Linked DNA regions of Homo sapiens: region 1 is linked to region 2. The links are chromatin loops, found by intact Hi-C in ENCODE. Cell type or tissue: OCI-LY7. All regions are shown on one strand. Links, peaks and the distances in the headings refer to the core of each region. The heading gives the core; the rest is flanking DNA.

Region 1 (10,186 bases), core at 3,045-5,544, 220 kb before region 2:
CCTCTATTCAATTGCCAGATGATTGATGTATTTTTTCCAACAGTAGCCTGGGGCCTAAATTGGTCCACATACTAATCTAATCAAATTGGGCTGCCTAGAAGGAGTAGTTGCATAGGTCAGTGTTAGAGATTTGTTTATGTCTGACCCCTGGCAGGCTCCTCCCAGCTTTCTTTTTCTCAGGTTATCAACTCCCTCCCCTATTCCCAAGCAAAATTTCTGAGCTGTGGATCTGGAGTTGGGGTTGGAGATAGGGTATAATTCTCTTTGAGTGGCATCCCTACTTTAGGAACTGAGGTTCAGTGACAGAGTAGGCAGTAGCCTCAGTTCTTCTTGGCTTGCCTCTTCTGGTGTGAAATTACTGCCTTATGGGCCAGGTCCCTGGTATTCTCAGTGGCACTGTGTCCAAGATAAAGCCTTGATACCATCAGTGGGGGCTTGGCAGAAAAAGGGCACCCCTATCTCTCAGTCGTACTTGCCTGGAACTTAGCCTCAGCAGCAGGTAGCTGAGGGCAGGATGAGAAACGCTGAAATCCTGTAAGGATGATAGACCACTGGCTGGTACCTGAAGGGAAAGAAAGCCATATTCTTGGCTGCGTCAGTCTGGAGTGAAGTTTCCATTTCATTGAGTTGAGAATCTCCACAGTTTTTGAGAGCACACTAAGGCTTAAACTTCCACATATTCCATTTCAAATGAAGTCAGTTTCTCTGGGAAGAGATTAGGAGCTGTCTGCCTTAAGGCCTGTTTCTATCCCCACTCCAAATCTCCCAGCCAGAGCTCTGGAGCTAGAAGTAGAAGCAAAGACACCTTTCTTTCCAAGTGATATCTCCTCTTTAGGCGCTGCATACTCAGTGGAGTGTGGGGCAATAGCCTGAAATCTTTTTAAGTATCCTCTCTTGGTATAGGTACACCATCCTATATGCCAGAACAATGACAATGACCTTTCTTGCTTAGGAAAATAGTCCTCTGACTGGGAGATGTAGGGAGAGAGAACCTGTGCTTTTGGCTGCACCTGTCTGGAGTGGATTTTCTATCTGGTTGAGCTAAAAGATAGGAGAGATGGAGTGGAACCTTGTTCAAAGACTACATACTCTTACCTTTAAAAGCTATAATAGATTTTCTTGAGTAAATGTTTTTTCACTTCCTCCATGACCCAGGACCATTTCAAGAGACTTTAAGTTTTGTCCTTTTATAATTTTCACCAGTTTTGCATGGGAATGTGTCCATAGAATTCCTCATGCCGTCATGCCAGAAGCAGAACTCTGCACCATTGGGTTGTTTTTGCTGTCGTTGATGTTTGTTTTTTTTAAAATAGATTTTTTTGTAGCAGTACAAAAAATTTCGGCTTCTCCATAGTAAAAACAAATGACATTGGTTATTATGTGTGGTGGGCAGAATAATGACCCTCTAAGACATTCATGTTCCATTCCCCAGAACCTGTGAATATGTCACCTGACATGGCAAAAGGGACTTTGCAGATGTGAATAAGGGTATGGATTTTGAGATTGAGAGATTATCCTGGAATATGTAGGTGGGCCCAATCTAATCACACTACACCATAAAAGTAGAGGACCTCCCATTCTAGTTAGGAAGATATGTGGTGACAAAAGAAGAGTCAGAGAGATGTGACATCGACAGCTTTCAAAATGGAGAAAGGGGGCCAGGAGCAAAATAATGTGGGTGGCCTCTAGAAGCTGGAAAAGGCAAGGAAACAGATTCTTTCTGAAAGCCTCAAGATCAGCATGCAGCCCTGCTAACATCTTGATTTTATATAGCCCAGTGAGACTTGTATCAGATATTTGACCTATAGAACTATAATACTTTGTATTAAGTCATTCTTACGATAATTTATTACAGCAGCAACAGAAATGAATATATTTCAAAATATTTTTTTCTGTAATGCCTTAACAAGTACAAAAGGAATTGTGTCCTGCTTTCACAAAAAATAAGTAAAATTTAATGTGCTGGCCTATGCATTTAAATAGCCTGGTAGGGTTACCTCTGTGTAATCAGAACCCAATCCTCTGTAGCCCCTCTGAGAATTTTCCTAAGAGGAATCAGCATGCTCATAGTTGTGTGATGGCCCTGGTAACAGTCCCTCCTGTCCAGCCTCGCATTTGTTGTCCTGACTTCTTGCATCCTTAATTGAGCACTGGGTCAGTATTTGACATTAACTTATGATTTCCTGTAATGCTTTTGTTCCCATGACCTAGTCTCTTAGATTAGTGCTTCTCAAAGTGTGATCTTCAGACCAGCAACATCAGCATCACCTGGGAACTTGTTGGAAATGCATATTTTAAGCCTTACTCTACCTACTGAATTGAAAGCTCTGGGGATAGGCCCCAGCAACATGTTTTAACAAGCTCTCTAGTTAATTCTGATGCACGATGAAGTTGGAGAACCAGTCTTAGATCATAAAGTGAAATTTGAGTCATTTACTTTATTTCCTGAACTGATTCTTTTTACCCTCAATTTCAAGCCTATCTAGCTCCATACCATCATGGAAAACACTGAGCAAATGAACAATAAACTCACAGATACGCCAAGTGTTAAACAGTCTCAAGATCTGATCATCCAACAGTTGAAATCTCAAACAAGATTGTTAAAAATTTACTATGTGCCCTGACTTTAGTGCTGGTTTTATTCCATTAATGATGGCAATCACTACTTTCTTTCACTTGATCTTCTTTATGATTAACAGCATATATATGTCAAGCTGGTGAAATTGGCTTGACAATGAACTATGTGGCAATGGATCAGATGGCTCCAAGTAAGGATCATGTGCAACACCTGGCTTCAGAATTATCTGATAACCAGCTGAACAACCCTTTCTTTAATCGTGCTTGATTGCTTTAGACTACCCAGTCAGATAATGCATATTTCTAAGCTCAGTAAACAACTATTAATAAGAGAATATGCAAATTTAGCAGTAATTTTTAATTTATCAACTTTTTTGAATAAAGTACAGAGATGGAGGAAATGATAAATGAACTCTATTTTATTACATCTTGCCTACTTTTAACTTGTGATAGACCCATGTGCTAGGTTGTCTATTCAACAAAAAAAAATGGGGCTCAACAAAGTTAAGTGACTTGCCTTAAGTCACATAACTAATAACAGATGGAATCAGGTTTGAGATTGCTTAATCCCAAAGCCTATGATCTTTTCTTATAGACTGTAAAATCCAGAAGAATGGCAATTTGAATGTTTTTAACTTTTAATTTTGAAAAACTAATTTTAGATTTACTGTAAAGTTGTAAAAAAATGAAAGGTACAGCGTGTTTTCATATATCCTCCTCCTTGGAGCAGCCTGAGCTAATGTCCCTTTAAAAATGATTAATAAAATGATTTAAATAATAATTAAATATTACATGATTAAAAAAATTAAAAATAAATTAAGCTCAAGATCAAGATGGAGAAATCCATTGTAATGAGAAATAGAGCTTCCTCAAAGTTAGAGAGGGATTGAGGCTCAAAAAATTCACAGCAGTATAGAAACCAGATATATGTCTTCAAGTTCATGGCCTTAGGTTTTAATTTCTATTTAGGAAGAGTGGTACAGGACGTAAGTCCTTGAGTTTATGGAAGCAGGAAGGATTTCTTAATAATGAATGTAGGATGAGAGAATTCTCTATTGCAGGCTTATGGAGACAATTAGAATGCTTGTTGTTCATCTAGAAATTTGGATTAAAAAAAATCATCCACTAGAAAGTAGAATCCTAAGCCAATTCTCATCAATAAATAACAGCTCCTAGACACAGTAAGTACTCAAAATTTGCTGAATATTGAAGCATTTTACCAAAGGACACTCCTCTCCTCCATTCCCAAAGACTCCTGTGAGTGCTCATTTGCAAATGAAGTAATACATATGTCACTTATGACAAGTACCAGAAACATCAAGGCATCTGCTTCCCGGATAAAGTTGCACTTGGCCTTCATTTTGCCACAAAGCAAGGAGGTATGTGAGTCGTTTCAAGGAGCATGATACCACTGAGTGGCATTAGGGAGGCTAAGACCTGGCAGACACTGGCAGAAAGGCTCTAGTGCTCCCTGGCTTGGCTGGCAGCTTGGTACTTCTGATTTCCCAGCAGATGAGATGTCAGAGTCTGTGGACACGCACAGGGAGGAGCAGGTGTTGACCTCTGATCCACAGCCTTCTGGCATATTTCCTGTTTTTCTTCAATTGAAAAATCATTTATAGTAAATTGTTAACGTCCTCCTCATTCCATCCTGTCCCTAATGACACCTGCCGTTAGCCAGGGCTTCATATGGTACCACAAAGACAGTTTTCTCCCGAGAGAGAAGCAGAAATGTTACCTTTAAAGTTTGTTATATTTTCTATTCCCATATCTTAGCTTAGAGCATGAACACTTGCAGAATTATTATTATGTTTGAAAGAGAGAGATGCATTTATTTTAATGTAGCAGAAAAATCCAGAGTTCCAGATGGAAGAAAACAGCTTCCTGTAAGGCTTGGAATCTGACAGACCTGAGTATGAGCTGTAGCTGTGCGACTTCAGGCAAATTGCCTAACAGCCCTGAGTATCACATGTTCTCTTACCTGCAAAAGAGGAATAATATCTTCCCTGTATAGTTGGCTATTAATATAATATAATTAATTATTATATAATATAATTAATACAAAATATAAAGTAATATATGTATAACTTGTATACTGTTTATTAAAATAATTAATCTTTGTACTAGTTTACCTTTCTCTTTTCTCCTTTTCTTCCATCAGATAATCTTCATTGGTTCTGTAACTGAATTTGACGTGTTCCTTCTTTTGTTTTGTATGGTAAACTTCTAGTGATCTTCTTGAGATGGGGAAGGTGAGGACTAGACTTCATTGTTTCTTCCTCTGTGTAGTTGTCTCTGGGATGAAGTTATTTTCTTTCCATGGTCTTTAATGAGGATGATCACAGGATAAGTGAATACCCATTCACTATCTGTTGTGGGTATAATATACTCCACCTTTTCCTGAGACAAATCCTAATGCCCTGAAGAGAGTATTTGCTCCAGTTACTATTGCTGTGTAATGAATAACTCCAAACATTAGTGTTTTGAAACAATGGCAATATTTATTCTGCTCATCAATCCACAATTTGGGTAAGACTTGTTGGGGATAGCTCCTCTCTGCTTAATCTTGGGTCAGTTGAGGTGGCTTAAAGGATGATGGTTTGGATCATCTGAAGTTTAGTTACTCTTGTGTCTGGAGGTTGATGCTGAGAGGACTGTAGCAGTTGGAATATGGAATAGGTAGGGAGCCACAGGCAACTCTCTCTACCTTTATGTGATCACCTCAAAATAATCTCTCCAGGATGGCATCTTTGGAGTACCTGGGCTTCTTAACTGTGGACTCTAATCTCTCAAAACACATGTCCTGATAGAGAGCTGGGTTTAATTTGTATTATTTTTAGACTCACCCTTGGAAGGCATACAGCACTGCCTCTGCTACAGTACACAAATTGCAAATGAGCCACTAAGCGTGGCCCAAATTAGGTGAGGGAACTAGAAAGTACCTCTTACTTGGAGGAATATTCAAACTCTGAGAATTTTGTGGGACCAAAATTATTGATGTGGCCATTTTGGGACAATGCAATCTGTCACATGGTTTAAGCAGATTTTTAATGAAAGAGACTGAGCAATTGCTCCAAAGATTATATACTTTCTAGCTTCCTAACTTTCTCATATTGAACAAAGTTGGAAGCAAATTGTCTAAATAAGCAGTTCTCAAACTTAGGGTCCCTTAAAACTCTTAAGAAATTATTGAGGACCCTTAAGAGATTTTGTTTATGTGACTCATACCTCTCAATATTTATTACAGTAGATTAAAACTGAGAAATATTTAAAATATGTATTTATTTTAAAATAATAATTCTATTATATATTAACATAGATAACATTTTTAATGAAAAACAACTGTATTCCAAATAAAAATTTACTAATAAGAAAGTCATTATTTTACATTTTTGTAAATCCCTTTAATGTCTGACTTAAGAGGAGACAACTAGAACCTCATATCTGCTCCTATATTCAATTTGTTAAAATGTTATTTTGGTTGTTAAAGAGAGAAAAATCTAGACTCACAAAGTTATGTAGTTAGAATAGGGAGGTGTGTTTTAGTAAGTTCAGTAGACTGAGTGTGTCTCCTCAGAATTTATACAGGTTGAACATCCCTTATCCAAAACACTTGGACCCAGAATTGTTTCAGATTTCAGGTTTTCTTTTTATTTTGGAATATTTGTACTATACTTACTGGTTGAGCGTCCCAAATCTGAAAATATGAAATCTGAAATGCTCCAATGAGCATTTCCTTTGAGCATTATGTTAACACTCAAAAATCTCAGATTTTGGAGCATTTTCAATTTCAGATCCTCATATTTGAGATGTACAAGTGTATGTTGAAAGCCTTACCCCCAGTATGATGGTATTAGGAGCTAAGTCTTTTGGTAGATAATTAGTTCCCCTATGTGGTATTAGTTCTCCTATAAAAGAGACCCCAGAGGCCTCCTTCACCCCTTTCCACCATGTGAGAACACAGCTTCCAGAAGAGGGCTTTCACCAGACACCAAGTCTGCGCCACCTTGATCTTCTACTCCCCAGCCTCCAAAACTGTGACAAATAAATTCTATTGTTTATAAGCTACCCAGCCACGGTATTCTATTATAGCACCTTGAATGGATTAACAATAACTTAGACCACTCAGATAACTGGATATACTGCTTTGATACTACACCAAAACTCAACAAGTTTCCTAAAGGTTAGTTGCAATATAGAATCTGAAACCTTACCAATGAGTCTACATACCTGAGAGAGAATAAGAGTGAAAAAAAAACAAAAACCAAATGACATCTTAATGTTACTATAAAAATAGCTTTGCCCTTACAGACTTCCTGAAAGTGTCTTGGGAACCCCCAGGGAGCCTGAATCACACTTGAAGAAACACAGACTATGATTTGTCAACAATTCTCCCCAGGCTTTTGACAATTGCCTCATATTGGCCTCTCAGTTCCTCTTTTTATGATTTTCTTTCTGAAGCCTTTTCTCTTTGTCACCAATTCATCTATTATCCCTCCCTTCCTCCCCATCACCCACTGTCATCTCCCTGTTGAACTTATTAAGTCTATAACCCCATCATTGCTGACTAGGGTCTTATAAATGTCATCACTTCAGGCTGTGAGTGTCAGCTGCATTTTTCTACCTACAGTTACTGGTGCACTTACAGAAGGGTTTAATGGGCTGGGTCTAGGTGACTCAGGTATCAATGGCTCATATGGGGACAGGCTTAAACTCTGGTCCCCTGAAAAGGGAGGGACAAGGTAGAAATGGTGGGGGTCTTTCATTATGGGTTTTATCTACTTTTCCTCTCAAGTAATTATAATCAAACATATCTCTTTTACCATTCTAGCATAGAATTACAATTTCTATTCACTTTATAACCTCTTACATGTTTTTATTATATTTTTGAAATTACTTTGTTTACTTGATTAGTGTTTCTCTTCCCCAGGAGCATGTCAGCTCTATGAGGGAATAGGCGATGTCCTTAATTATTTTATTCCCAGTCTTTAGGATAGTTCCTAGTACATAGTAGGGCTTCAATAAATATTCTATAAATAACTCTCTCCACTGAGAAGGTTAGATGTCCTTGTGAAAACCTCCTATATGGTACATAAAAATTTATATGCCTCTTATATTCATGACTATTCTTTTGTAGCAGATTATCTCAGGCTTACTTGGAGAATGTTTACAATGAAAGACTATATAATAGAGTGATAAAGAGCCAGACTATGAACCTGAGATACCCAGGTTCAAATCCTGGCTCTCAGGGCCAGGCATGGTGGCTCACATCTGTAATCCTAGCACTTTGGGAGTCCAATGTGTGAGGATTGCTTGAGGCCAGGAATTCAAGAACAGCCTGGGCAACATAATGAGGTCCCATCCCTACAAAAAATAAAAAATTAGCCAGGCATGATGGTGTGTGCCTATATTCCTAGCTACTGGGGAGGCTGAGGTGGGAGGATCACTTGGGCCCAGGAGTTGGAAGCTGCAGTGAGTTATCCACTGCTGCACTCCAGCCTGGATAACAGAGCAAGAACCTGCCTCAAAAAATAAAAATAAAAATAAGCAATTGTGGCTGTCTCAATTTTCAGCTTTGTGACCCTGAGTAAGATGCTTTGCCCCTTTCTCTCTGTAAAATGTGGATGCTAATACTACCAGCCTTATAGTGTAATAGTGAGTCAAATTCTTAGACAAGCACCTGTCAGCTAGGTACATGTTTACTGTTGCTATTAAGTGCTCCTGCTTGTGTTTCACCATGCTTTTTGGATAACGAAGAATGCCATGCTTTTTTTCTAATTTCTGGGAGGGAGCAGCAGAGGTCTATCCTGTTCTCCACTAATAACAGACAGCTGTTTTTCTTTCCAGGATATTATTCCCTGTATCTACAGCTTAGAGGTGGTACATGGTCCTGGAGGTTGTAAAACCATGAAACCACATTGAGGACAAGGCATGTAACCATGGGTATCTAGAGTGGTGAAAGAAAGCCTATGAATGACAAGAACCAATACTAATAGCTAATTTGCTTTGTGTTTTTACTATGTGATATACACTGTCCTAAGCAAAAAACTAAATGTAAGTTAATATTTATTTTACTTGTAATTAAATTTTACTTGATTTAATTATCACAAGAAGCTGATGAGGTAGGAACAATTAATATCTCGATTTTTAAAGATGAGGTTACTGGGATACACAAAGTAAAATACTTCACACGAAGTTACATAGGCTAGGATTCAAACTAAGCTTGTTTTGTTTCCATATCCATGCTATTAACCATTGTGACATTAAAAAAAATTCCTGAGTACCTTCTATTCTGTGGATTGATAGCTGCTCAAATTGGTGTAGGTCCAGGAAGAAGGAAATATGAACAGGGGCCTTCCCTAGACCAAAATAACTACTAGGCAAGTGAGAGTTCCTTGGACCATAAATCTGAGGTGTGCACAGCCATGATTCTCCCCTCTTCTTCTTGGCTTGGGAAAACAGACACATTTTTCACTTACCTCTGGGTGAAAACAGGACAAACATTTGTGATGTGCATTTCAGCAAATGTGCATGGTCTCTTACTAACAGTAAAATGAGAAACTGGGATGCTGTCATGAAGCAATCTGCAAAGTCACTTTGGGATTGAAAACCAAGGTGCATCTAATTATGAACACTATTGCTACTGTTAAGCAAAAGTAAAGGAAGAATCAGCTCTGGAAAACAGAGAGGCATCTTATGGTAATGAAATGGTCACTTGTCAGCCATTAAGTCTAAGAAATATGTATAAACAAAGGACATAAAGAAACAATCAATTTCCCTTAAGGTCTGGCTAGGAAATGACTGTACTTCACAGATAATTGCAACCTGAGTGATATTTTATTCCTCTCAAAGCATGTGAAATGATTTTGTCATTGGTATTATTTTAATGAAAGAAACACATTACCTCCAATTAATGCAGGTTAATTTTATGTTTACCTGCTTTCCAAAGGAGATTCTAGGCTATTTAATGAAAAGCAGTGTTCTTCTCCAGAGAGGAAATTGATGATATATTTTGGTCTTAGATAACTCCCAGTTGCTATGGAAGCATGAAACTTTGTACATCTTGGGGTATAATGTAGTACCCTGGAAAGATCACTAATATGTCCTGCTTCTCATCCTAATTGATGTCCAAATGCTTGTATGATTTGATCAATTTCCTTCTGTGTAAACTAACAGGAATGTTCTGTAAGTAAATTTCTACGTAGCTCTTAAGTTCTAGGTTCTTTCTGAGATTATGTTATCAAAACACAATGAAAGAAGCAATATTGGAGCCTCTGGTATTGTTAGCCCACCTTTAACACTACTCCTATGGCCCTATCTCAACACTCCATCTCAGGCTCCCCACTCATGTGATGGAGGAGGGTACAGGAAAACGGGAGATGTTTGGCAAAGGGCACAAAATCTTATTTAGACAGGAGAAAAAAGTTTCATTGAACTATTGAATGGCATGGTGACTATAGTTAATAATAATGTATATTTCTAGTTGCTAAAAGAATAGATTTTACTCTAAAAGTTTAGCCTAAAGAGTGAATTTAGTGTTACTTGCCTTCAAGTGTTCTCACCACAAACAAACAAAAAAAATGACAAGCATGTAAGGTGATTGACGTGT
Region 2 (10,186 bases), core at 3,496-5,995:
AGACCCAAAGGGCACTTTATGTCTGGCTCATTCCAGTGCTAAGGGGATACCTCCCACTTTCCTCACTTTTTGCCTCTCAACACATCCAACTGGTTATGACGTTTTATCAATTCCATCCGCCAACCATCTCTCTGATCCACTTCTTCCTCTCCACCTTTAGCCCTACTGCTTAAATTCAAACCCTTACATCTTTCACCTGGGTTGTTTCAAAAGTCTCCAAATTGATTTTTGTTTTCATTTTTCATCCAGTTGTGATTCAATCAACACATATTTATCAAGGACTAACTATGTACCTAGTGGTTTCTAGGTACTGAGGATACAGACCAGATCCTTGTTGTTGTGGGTCTTCTGTTCTGATGCTCAGAGACAATAATAACCAAGAAGACAAATAAATAAACTAGATAATTTCAGGTGATTTTAAGTACTACAAATGAAAAAAATAAAGTGATGTGATACTGACTGGCGGATATTAAGGGAGGATTCTTTTTTTAAAAAGGCATTTTGAATTTGTAGCGTTTAACTGAGTTTTGAATGGGGAAAATGAACCAGCTATTGAAGGGCTGGGAAGACAGTCTTCCAAGTATGAATAAGGGCATGAGGCTGGAACAGAGAGCAAGCCCACAAGGATAGAACATAGAAAATGTGAAGTGTCATATAGGCTGAGACGGATAGGTGGACTGGCAGCAGATTATGTGGCTTTGGAGGCGTTTGAAAGGAGTCTGCATTTTATTCTAGGAGTGATAGGAAGATATTGGAGAGTTTTTAAACAGGGAAGTAGCATCATATAACATGTAATTTAATTTTTAATAGGCTTACTCTTGCTATCCTGAGGAGACTGGATTGCAAGTAAGCAAAGCCTGAATCAAAAAGGCGAGTTAGGATGCTATTGCAACAATCCAGGTTAAGAGACGATGGCTTGCACTATGGTGATGAAAAGTGAAATGAAGAAAATGATTAAACTTAGAATGTATTTCGGACATTAGGAGAAAGACAAAAGGAAAAAATGGCACCTAGGGATGGGGCTCCATAATCCAGTTGGCTAATTGTATTATGTATTAAAATGGACAATATTCCACAAATAGAGTAATTTTTCTGAAACTCAAGTCTGGTTATGTTTTGTGCTTACTTAATATATTTCAATTAGTTCAAAATTCTATTCAATATTTCCTGTCCTTTCCAATATAAAACCCAAGTTTTGTGTTATACGCATGGAATCATCTGAACTCGTCTTCCCTAACCAGGCTCCTTCCCTCTCACTCCTCCACAAAGCACCTGGAGCTCCAGCCATAATGAGCTACCCACTTCTTTTCTTGACATGCTGCACATTCTCATGTCTTCATGCTTCAGCATTTACTCTTTCTTATGCTTCATATGTCCTTGACCCTCCTCTGTGCTGCCACATGCTACTTATCTTTCAAGATGCAGCCTAAGTGTTACTACTCCCTCTGTGATGCCAGGCCCAGGTGAGTTAGGTGCTCCTCTGTGTTCTCCAAGTCTCCTGAGCCAGCCTTTGGGAATGAGACAATCACATTTCAGTGGCTAGATATGCCTTGACTGTGAGCTTTGTGAAGTATGGTCTTACCCAATTTTGTACTCCCAGGGTCCAGGGTCCAGGAATCACATGGTCATTGCTAAATAACTGTTTCTTAAGGAAACAAATGCTTGAGACACATTTAACACACTATCTTCTAAGTCTAGCTATGCAATTCTTCCACTTGTATAAATAGACTAGAAGCTCCAGTCTATTCCTAGTCCAAAACCCCCAGGACCTAGGCTGAGATGAACCTCACTGCAAAATCACCTTTGGAGGGGAATAAACTCTTTGGTAACTGCTCTGTAGCTATTCTTTGTTTGACTCATTTCTCAGCTTATGTGGGTCCCTTAAGGGCATGGACCTAGAACTTGAAAGGAAATTTCAACCTGGATATATACCTGGATTTTAGCTGAATCCATATTTGTGTCTTGGATAGCATCAAGACCAGGCAGAATGATCTTTAGGAGTTGCTGGTGAAATAACACTGCCTGATAAAAGACATTACAGCTCTCTGAATGGGCCAGGATAACCTGTACCTCACCCCAGTGAGCACAGTACTTTTACTCTTTCTGGTTAACAGGATGGGACTCTTTGTTAATTATTCATCTGTTTCTTACCTATAGCCCACTGCAACAATAAACAGTAATATTGGTAACCCTTTGTTGTTTCTTGACTCTAGGTTTGCTTCATGGATGTTCAGAAACATGGAAGATATTTTTGTAGAGAAAAAAATGTCATCAGGGTAATTACTTTATGGGTCTTGAGACCCTGAGACTAGCCACTGCACTTTGAAGCAAGATGTTTTCTTAATGAGGAACTTATTTTCAGTGTCTCAAAGTCATAAAAATTAACACTGACCCCTCCCTATATTTTACACTGTCTCTGTGTTGTGCTTGCCTAAATATGTTGCCAGTAGATTTATATTCTAATAACTTGATTTTTAATTAGTGAGAAACCAAGGCAGTACTAGTTAAATGTCTCAGAAAGCATTGCAGATGACTCTAAATGCCTTATGATATAAATACCTTGAGTAAAATGAAAACACAAGTAGCTTTGCGTATATTTATATGTTTTGCCCTTTAAGTTTTGAGTTTAAAGGCTGAAAGCAGAGACAGTGGTAAAAGCAAGGCAGCTTCTTCTGAAGATCTATGCACTAAATTAGTTTGATTAAACTCAGTGCACACTTACCAGGCACCTACTATGTGCCAGGCATGTGAGGGGCAGGATGAAGAATACTGAAACAAACAGTACAAAGGGCATGGTGCCCAAGATCTGTTCAAAATAAGTTATCTTCCAAGGGAAACCTTTTCTATTCCTTTGGGTGTTCTCAATACATAGGTCAAACCAGGGGTGATGCCACAATTCTGTGGTCTTAAGCATTTCTTTGGAAATTGCCACGTCCATGATTTTCAAAAATATCTGATACAATTCATTTTTTCAGGCAAACACTAAGTGAAAGTGCAACAGTTCTAATCATTATAATTCACTTCTGGAAAGTAAATATCCATTTACCCAAAAAACATAAGGTGCTTTTTAAAAGTAAAATATTTTTTAAATTAAGTAAAATGGTTTTAAACATCTAAAATTATTTCAAAGTTAAATGGTCTAAATCAAAAAATAATTTATTCTCTGACATTTTCACTCTGGACTAAAATGTAATTTCTGGTTCATTTTAGTTCTGTACTAGAATAAAATTCCTAGTCAAACATGTTCAAAAATCTTTCTTTTATGAGTGAAATAGGATTTTGTGAATTTGCTACTCAGAACTTTGCAATGGAATTGGTGTTCAGGACTAGAAAAAAGTAGAGTAGTTCTTGTGTTTATATAAGCGCTTCATTCATTCATCCATCTGTTCATACATCCAGCCACCCATGAATGCACTGAACACAAATTAGCTGGGCATCTCTCTATTTCAGGCTCTGGGTACTATGCTTGAGTTTCCTATTCTCTCAATGGGCAGTGCCATATTGTACTTTCTCCCTTCATTCATCATACAGCATCTTTTGCTTATTTGTTTGTTTGCCTTGTGCATGCCAGCATATCAGCTGTATTCTAAAGCACCTCTGTCTTTTTTTGAAGAGGTATGAGCATCGTCCAGACTGATATATCACCCCCCATCCCCTCACCCCATTCTAGCTGTTGTCCAAATAGTAAAACAATGGTCAAGGTACAGCAATATCACAGAAAGGTGAAGGCCTGAGTTGCCATGCTTTGAATGGACAGCATTTCTAAGAGGCAGTCAATAGAAGAGAGACAGATGGCTCACTAAACACTGAAGAAGACGCTAGACCCACACTGCATACATCTCATTGTCACTACTCCTCTGCCACGCTGGACAGGTTCTGTTTGTCCTCCACCATGTCTTTGGTATCTGTATTAGTTTTACTAGGGCTGACATAACAAAATACCACAATCTGGGTGACTTAAGACAACAGAAATTTATTCTCTCACAATTCTGGAGGCCGGAAGTCCAAAATCAAGGTGTCAGCAGAGTTATGTTCTCTCTGAGACTCTGGGTAGAGTTCTTTCTTGCCTGTTCTACTGTCTGGTGGCTCTGGCAAATCCTTGACATTCCTTGGCTTGTAGTTGGATCACTCATCTCTGCCTTCTCTCCTGTATCTGTGTCCAAATTTCCCTCTTCTCGTATAAAGACACCAGTCATTGTATTAGGGTCCACCTTAATGCATTATGATCTCATCTGAACTTGATTATATCTGCAAAGACCCTATTTCCAAATAAAGTCACATTCACAGGTTCCAGGTGGACATCAATTTGGGAGATGGGACACTATTCAACCCAGTATGTATCCAACTCCCTTTCTTACCTCTTCAAGTTCAGGGGCTTGTTATTCCTTCTTCATTTTCATGAACTTGTTCATGCAATTGTAACTTGTTTACACCATGTGAAATCCCTTTGTTAAAGTCTCTTCAAATTATCCAGTGTGCTAGTGTCATTTGCATCCTGCGGAGACTCAAACTGATACACCTGCCCTCCCACCTGCCTTTTTTTATTTTAACTTGCTTTCACTTACCACTTATAGCAGCAATGTTAAGAATAGAAAGCATTGAACCAGGGATGATTTGCCCTGGGGCCCCATAGCCTTTGTGGGGAAAGACCATTTGGCTTGACTATGATTCTGCCTTTAATCTTCACTGAACTGAAAGATTTTAAATGCATGGCACTGATAAAAAGAGCTCTAGGGTAAAGAAAGCCAAAGGGGTGAGAAAGGAAATGGCAATAGACTGCTTCCATATAGCTATAGAGAAATATTTTAATAACCACGGAAAAGCAGGAAGTGGACAGAAATATTTGTAAAATGGGTATGCTGTTGCTAATATGGCCACAAAGGTGTGTTTTGTTTTGTTTTTCTTCTTCTATGTGTAATTTATATCAATGCATCTTTTAAATCCTAGAAAAAAATCCTTCTAGTATTCTTATACTTTCGTTTAGGAGTTTTATATTTATTATAAGTGAAATTGGTTCATAGTTTTCATTTTTATGCTGTCATTTTTAGACTTCAGGTAAGAATTAGGCTAAATTTGAAAAATAAATTTTGAAGATTTTATTCTTTATTTACATTCTAAAACAGTTCAATTAGAACAGGGTTTAATTGTTCCATGAGTGTCTGTCTCCTGAAGATTTCAAATAATTTGCTGGTGAAACCATCTTGGCTTGACAAATTTTTGATGATTATGGATAAGCTTAGAAATTTATTCTATAATGACTACTTTTTTATTACTTTGGCAATTTTAATTTATTAAAATTATTTACTCATTGAGATTTAAAAATTAATAGAGCTTCATGTAGAAAGCAGTTAGTTTTTAAGTCTTTGTATTTCTAATCAGATCTTCCTACTTCTCTATAATAATAATAACAAAATATTACAATTATAAGAGTAATAATACTATTTTCCAGGCACCGTGTCATGCTGTGTACACATTATATTCTTCAATCTTTACCACGGCACTAAGAGCTAGATGCTATCAATTTCCTGTCTTTGAATGAGAAAACCAAGGCATTTATTACAATGGTTACATTTTTCTCCTTTGATGGAGTAACATATAAAGATAATAGCAGATCCTTCAATGTTGAGATAGCCTTGCTGAAACTCACATAAATCACTATGACTGTATTCCTTTCAATCCCAGGCTAACTTCAGAAATCATCCTCCTAACTCCCAAACTATATGTATTTGACTTTTTTCTCTTTTTTTCCTATATTGGTCTTGTCAGAGGTTTGTCTATTTTATAGACAGAGAACTAGTTATTAGCTTTATTAACAAACTCTACCTTTTCTATTTTTTCAAAGTTTATTTATTAATATTCTGGTTTTTGTCCTCATACTTAGGGTTAATTTTGATATCTTTTTAGCTTTTTCAGTTTAATTTTTATTCTTTCTTATTTAACGATAAAAGTATTTAAAACTAAGAAATTTTCCCTGAGTATAACTTGTAAAAAATCTTACACATTGCTATGTTAGGTTGAACCAATAAAATTGGCAATAGTTGACAGTTTTGAGATAACAAAAATGATAATTTCATATGGATCAACCTAATGCACAGTGTTATTGACAGAATTGTTTTCTTAATATTCTATAATTACAATTTGATATGCTTTCTTGTTTCAAAGATTATTTCAAGTGAGAGATTTAAGTGTTCTTAATGACTTAATTTTTACTCACATTTTTCTCAAAACATTTTTAAATTCTAAAAATTTGAAAGAATTAAGAATTCTAAAACATAGCTCTAATGTTCTCTTTTTACTCAAAAAAAATTTCCCTTGTTCTAAGGTGGCAGTCATTACCCACCACACCACCTCTCGACACACAGACCAACCTTACCCCAGTGTAACAGCCAGACCCCATCCTTCCCCTGCCAGCGTCTGGCATGAAGAAAGTCAATTCATCTTTTTTTTCTTTTTTTTTTTTTTTTTTCTGTGCTATACCCAGTGACCTCTCAAAACCTCTCATATTTCCTCTATCTCCTCATGCCAAACTTTGTCAAAGAGTACTCTACATTCATGCATCCCATTTCAACCTCTTCTATTCCTTTAGAATATAGCATATAACCTTTAGGTTATAGCATATAACCTGGTTTCACTTCTACTTCCTCCTGCATGTTTTCTTTTCTGCATCTCAATTGCTCTTGCTCCCCTGAGCCACATCTTCTCTTCCTCTCCCCTTTTGGCTACCCAAACACCACTCCCTTGCTCTTCTACCTCTCTGACCATTTCTCCCTCTTTCTATCAGCAACTATTGTTTTATTCATCTGCCAAGTGCTATTGTTCCTCAAGCTTCCACTTCTAGTTATTTTTCTCTTTTTTCCACCACATTTTTGGGTAATCTTACACATTTACTTGGAAATTTATATTGCTAGAACTAAGTTCTTTTCTGTGTGTCAGACTCACTTTTCCAGCTGTTTCAAATTTATTGCAGAACCAAATAATAACATCATGGTTGGGACCACAGCTTGGAGTCACAGATACCTTGGATTTTATCATCTGAAAATGGTGATATTAATGCTGACTATACAGGATTATTGTGATGTTAAATGAGATAATGTGTGTGAAGGACATATCATCCAGTACTTAGGGTTTCTCTCTCTCCCTCTCTCTCTGTCTTTCCTACTTCCTGTTTTTTTTTCACTTCCCATTGGATGTCTACCCCTATGTGCAGAATGAAATTCACATTTTGCCCTTATACCTGTGTTTCTTCTATTTAACTGAAGAGCAATGTCATATAACCAGCTAGAAATCTAGGAATTACCTTAAATCACTCTTCAGATCCAGGTGGTACACTTCCTGTCGGTCTTATTTTCTAATGTCTTCTGTGTGTACCAGATCCCCACTACCTCTCTCTTAGATGGTTTAATAGGTTTCCAATATTCTACTATTAATAGCTTCCTCTTTCTTTCCCCTTCAGTACATGCTCTACATTGCTGCCGAGATTACAATTCTCAGACATAAATGGGAATGTGCTTTAAAGCTCCTTGCAGCTCACCTTTGCTTAGGCTTCCTCATGCACAGAAGGCCCTCAGGAACAAACCCTTAAGCAATCAGCAGGGGTCAACTGCTTTATCAGTTGACTCATGATTGCAACAGAATTTATATATCTTTGAGTGTTTTGAAATTAAACAACTTTCTCCTTTATAGCTTCCAATGAACTTGTTACAATGCCTGACACATAGTCACCCTCATCAACATTGTTATCGACCTCAGTCTTGATGGTAAATACTACTGTTATTGAGTGCTGCCTATCTATGTGCCTCGTGCTGTGTTATGTGCTTTACATGTTATCTCATTTAACACTTTATGCCAAACCTATGGAGTAAGTACTAATACCACCAAAATAAAGCACAGAGGTGTTAAATAAATTGCATCAGGACTCACAGGTAGTAAGCAGCAGAGCCATCATTTAAACCCAGTCAGTCCAACTATAGAACTTGCCCCCTTAAACACTACTTTATTCACATAGTGCATATCAATACATGTTTGCTGAGTAAGTGCACAGAAGCATCAAATTGAAAACAAATGGATTTCTTAAAAAGTGCATAAAATGAACTGGGCAATGAGAATTAAAATGTTATTATTTAGCAGTATTCATTAAATAAGATTTTATTTATACTTAGGTGTAAAACAACTCTGTAAATTTAAGAGAATACAACAGTTAACTCATGGTATGCTTCTTCCTGAGATTAATTTATTTTCAAAACTTGCCATTCTAAAAATTATTGAAAATTTAATTATTAGACACTTTTCTTCTGTGGTCATTTCTCAAAGGTGAACCAGTTACATGTTTTCTGAGACATTTACTGTGTCTGTTAAGGTCGTGGTGGCCCAAAAAGAAGATTTTGAGATTAACAGCTTCCCGTTATAAAATTTTTATTTTTTGTCCTATCCTTTAATGAAAGTGTATTCTGTTGTTTCTCAAGCAGAAAGCTAATAAAGTTACTCAAGTAATATTTAAAAATTTATAGCGATACCTGGTAAGAAACTAGGCCAGTGATTGCTGTGGTGGTAGCTTAAGCTCTCTTTCCTTCAGAGCGTGGTGTTATGAGAGATCTAATAATTCCTAAATAATAATCTTTGAAAACTTGCAGGAAGAGTAACTGGAGAGGTGAACTCAGTGGCCAAATTTTTGGATGATGTCTCAAATAACTAGCTTTATCTGAGTTGGCTAAGTTTAAATGCGTAATTACCAGCAAGTCAGTCTTGCCTTTCCTCCTACTGTGACCCATTTCTTACTAATCATGTGCATGTTTTCATATTCTCAGTATTGAAAACAATAAAATTAACATCTCATTTTTTATTTCTGAGATTATCTATTTTCACCTTTACTACCAGTGTCCTTTTATTGATGGCAGTACTATAGAACAAAAGAGCCACTTTAATAGCCATGTAACTTATAGCCTTGTGTACCAGAGGATGAAAGGCCTGGTGTAAAATAATAACTTTATAAGGTAGGATTTGTTTTATGAAAAGCACTGCACCTTGAGCAGAGTACAAAGATCAGTTATGATGCATGTTTGACTGGCACAGTAAAGTTGTTGCCTCAATTGTCATTGACCAATTACTGTTTTATTATATTTTCTTTTTATTTTTATGACAGAGAATGCAACTTTTCCCACAATCAGTCCTTGAGCACAAATTCAACAACAATTTGGGGAAAGAGAATAAAAGGAATCTTAGTTTTATCTGCACAAAGGGACCAATTGGGGTTTACTTGTGCATGTAGTCATATTTCTATAGAGTGTTCCAAAGGTAACTTCTTATTGTAAATGATTCTTTACAGAAAAAATAACTAAAAGGAAACTTGATTTCCTTGACTGTATAGTTTGGAAATATTACAATTCCTAGAGATTTTATATGTGTATATGCAGAATAGATTTGCAGAGATGTAAATGTAATAAAGTAGAACATGATATTGATTATATTCCAGATAAGAGTCATTATTGTTGTCATTGGGAATACAACCAGCGTTCTTTTGTTAAAAATATTAAATCTATTTTTATTAAAAATTTTCCCCCAAATTAGAGTTTTAATATTTAAATCTGAGGGCTTATGTATTTACCATTTGAACAAATAAACACATAGTAATACATTTTGATGAGAGATGTACACGTTTTAAATTTTTTTAACATAACACCAGCATTTTTCCCAATCTCTTACTTTAACTCTATCCTAGGGAAGGGATAGCCTTTGCATGTTCATAACTTACCCTGTCTTTAGGGAAAATGTGGCAAACAGGCAGCCCTACCATAGCTCTCCATTCCCCTTTTCCATCCCCTTAGCACAGAAAGTGTGAACCAGTGGAATATGAGTAACCATCAGGCAGAGTTACTGCTTCCTTAGCACCACCATGTCTCCAAGAAATAAATACAAATTCGATGTTTCTCCTTCCTAGCATTTCTCCTGATACTTCTTCAGGGGTATCAACAGCAGCCCCAAGAAAAGTGGAAGGCTGTATAGAATGGCTTAATAATGCCTCTGATTAAAAAGAAAAAAATAAGTCAAAGACACAAAGAGAGACGAGATGGAAAAAATAAAACCTCTCCATGGTAAATATGAAAATATTTATAAATAAATGTCCTTAGTTATTTAGATAATTTAATTTTATTATTTTATTTTCAATACAAATACTAGTACTCACAGTTGT

The links. A loop is a pair of places that touch in the nucleus more often than their neighbours do. Peaks named below come from ENCODE experiments on the same cell type or tissue, not always from the same donor. Only the 100,000 strongest peaks of a DNase experiment are listed, where the experiment ranks them.
Region 1: a loop joins it to region 2, with 2.6 times the contacts of the local background. A loop is called at or near these places in 1 of 110 quality-filtered maps.

The regions. Positions count from the first base shown.
Region 1 is chr2:198,910,659-198,920,844 of GRCh38, reverse strand. No RefSeq gene overlaps it. Among named protein-coding and RNA genes, the nearest start is that of LINC01923, 540 kb to the right of the region's middle. In OCI-LY7, for the core only: no CTCF peak of the experiment used is centred there; a DNase peak (open chromatin) is centred at 4,114; H3K4me3 peaks cover 330 bases; H3K27ac peaks cover 716 bases.
Region 2 is chr2:198,694,897-198,705,082 of GRCh38, reverse strand. All of the region lies in intron 1 of LOC105373831 (a long non-coding RNA gene), which reads left to right. Among named protein-coding and RNA genes, the nearest start is that of LINC01923, 320 kb to the right of the region's middle. In OCI-LY7, for the core only: no CTCF peak of the experiment used is centred there; DNase peaks (open chromatin) are centred at 3,814, 3,924 and 4,582; H3K4me3 peaks cover 2,208 bases; H3K27ac peaks cover 2,500 bases.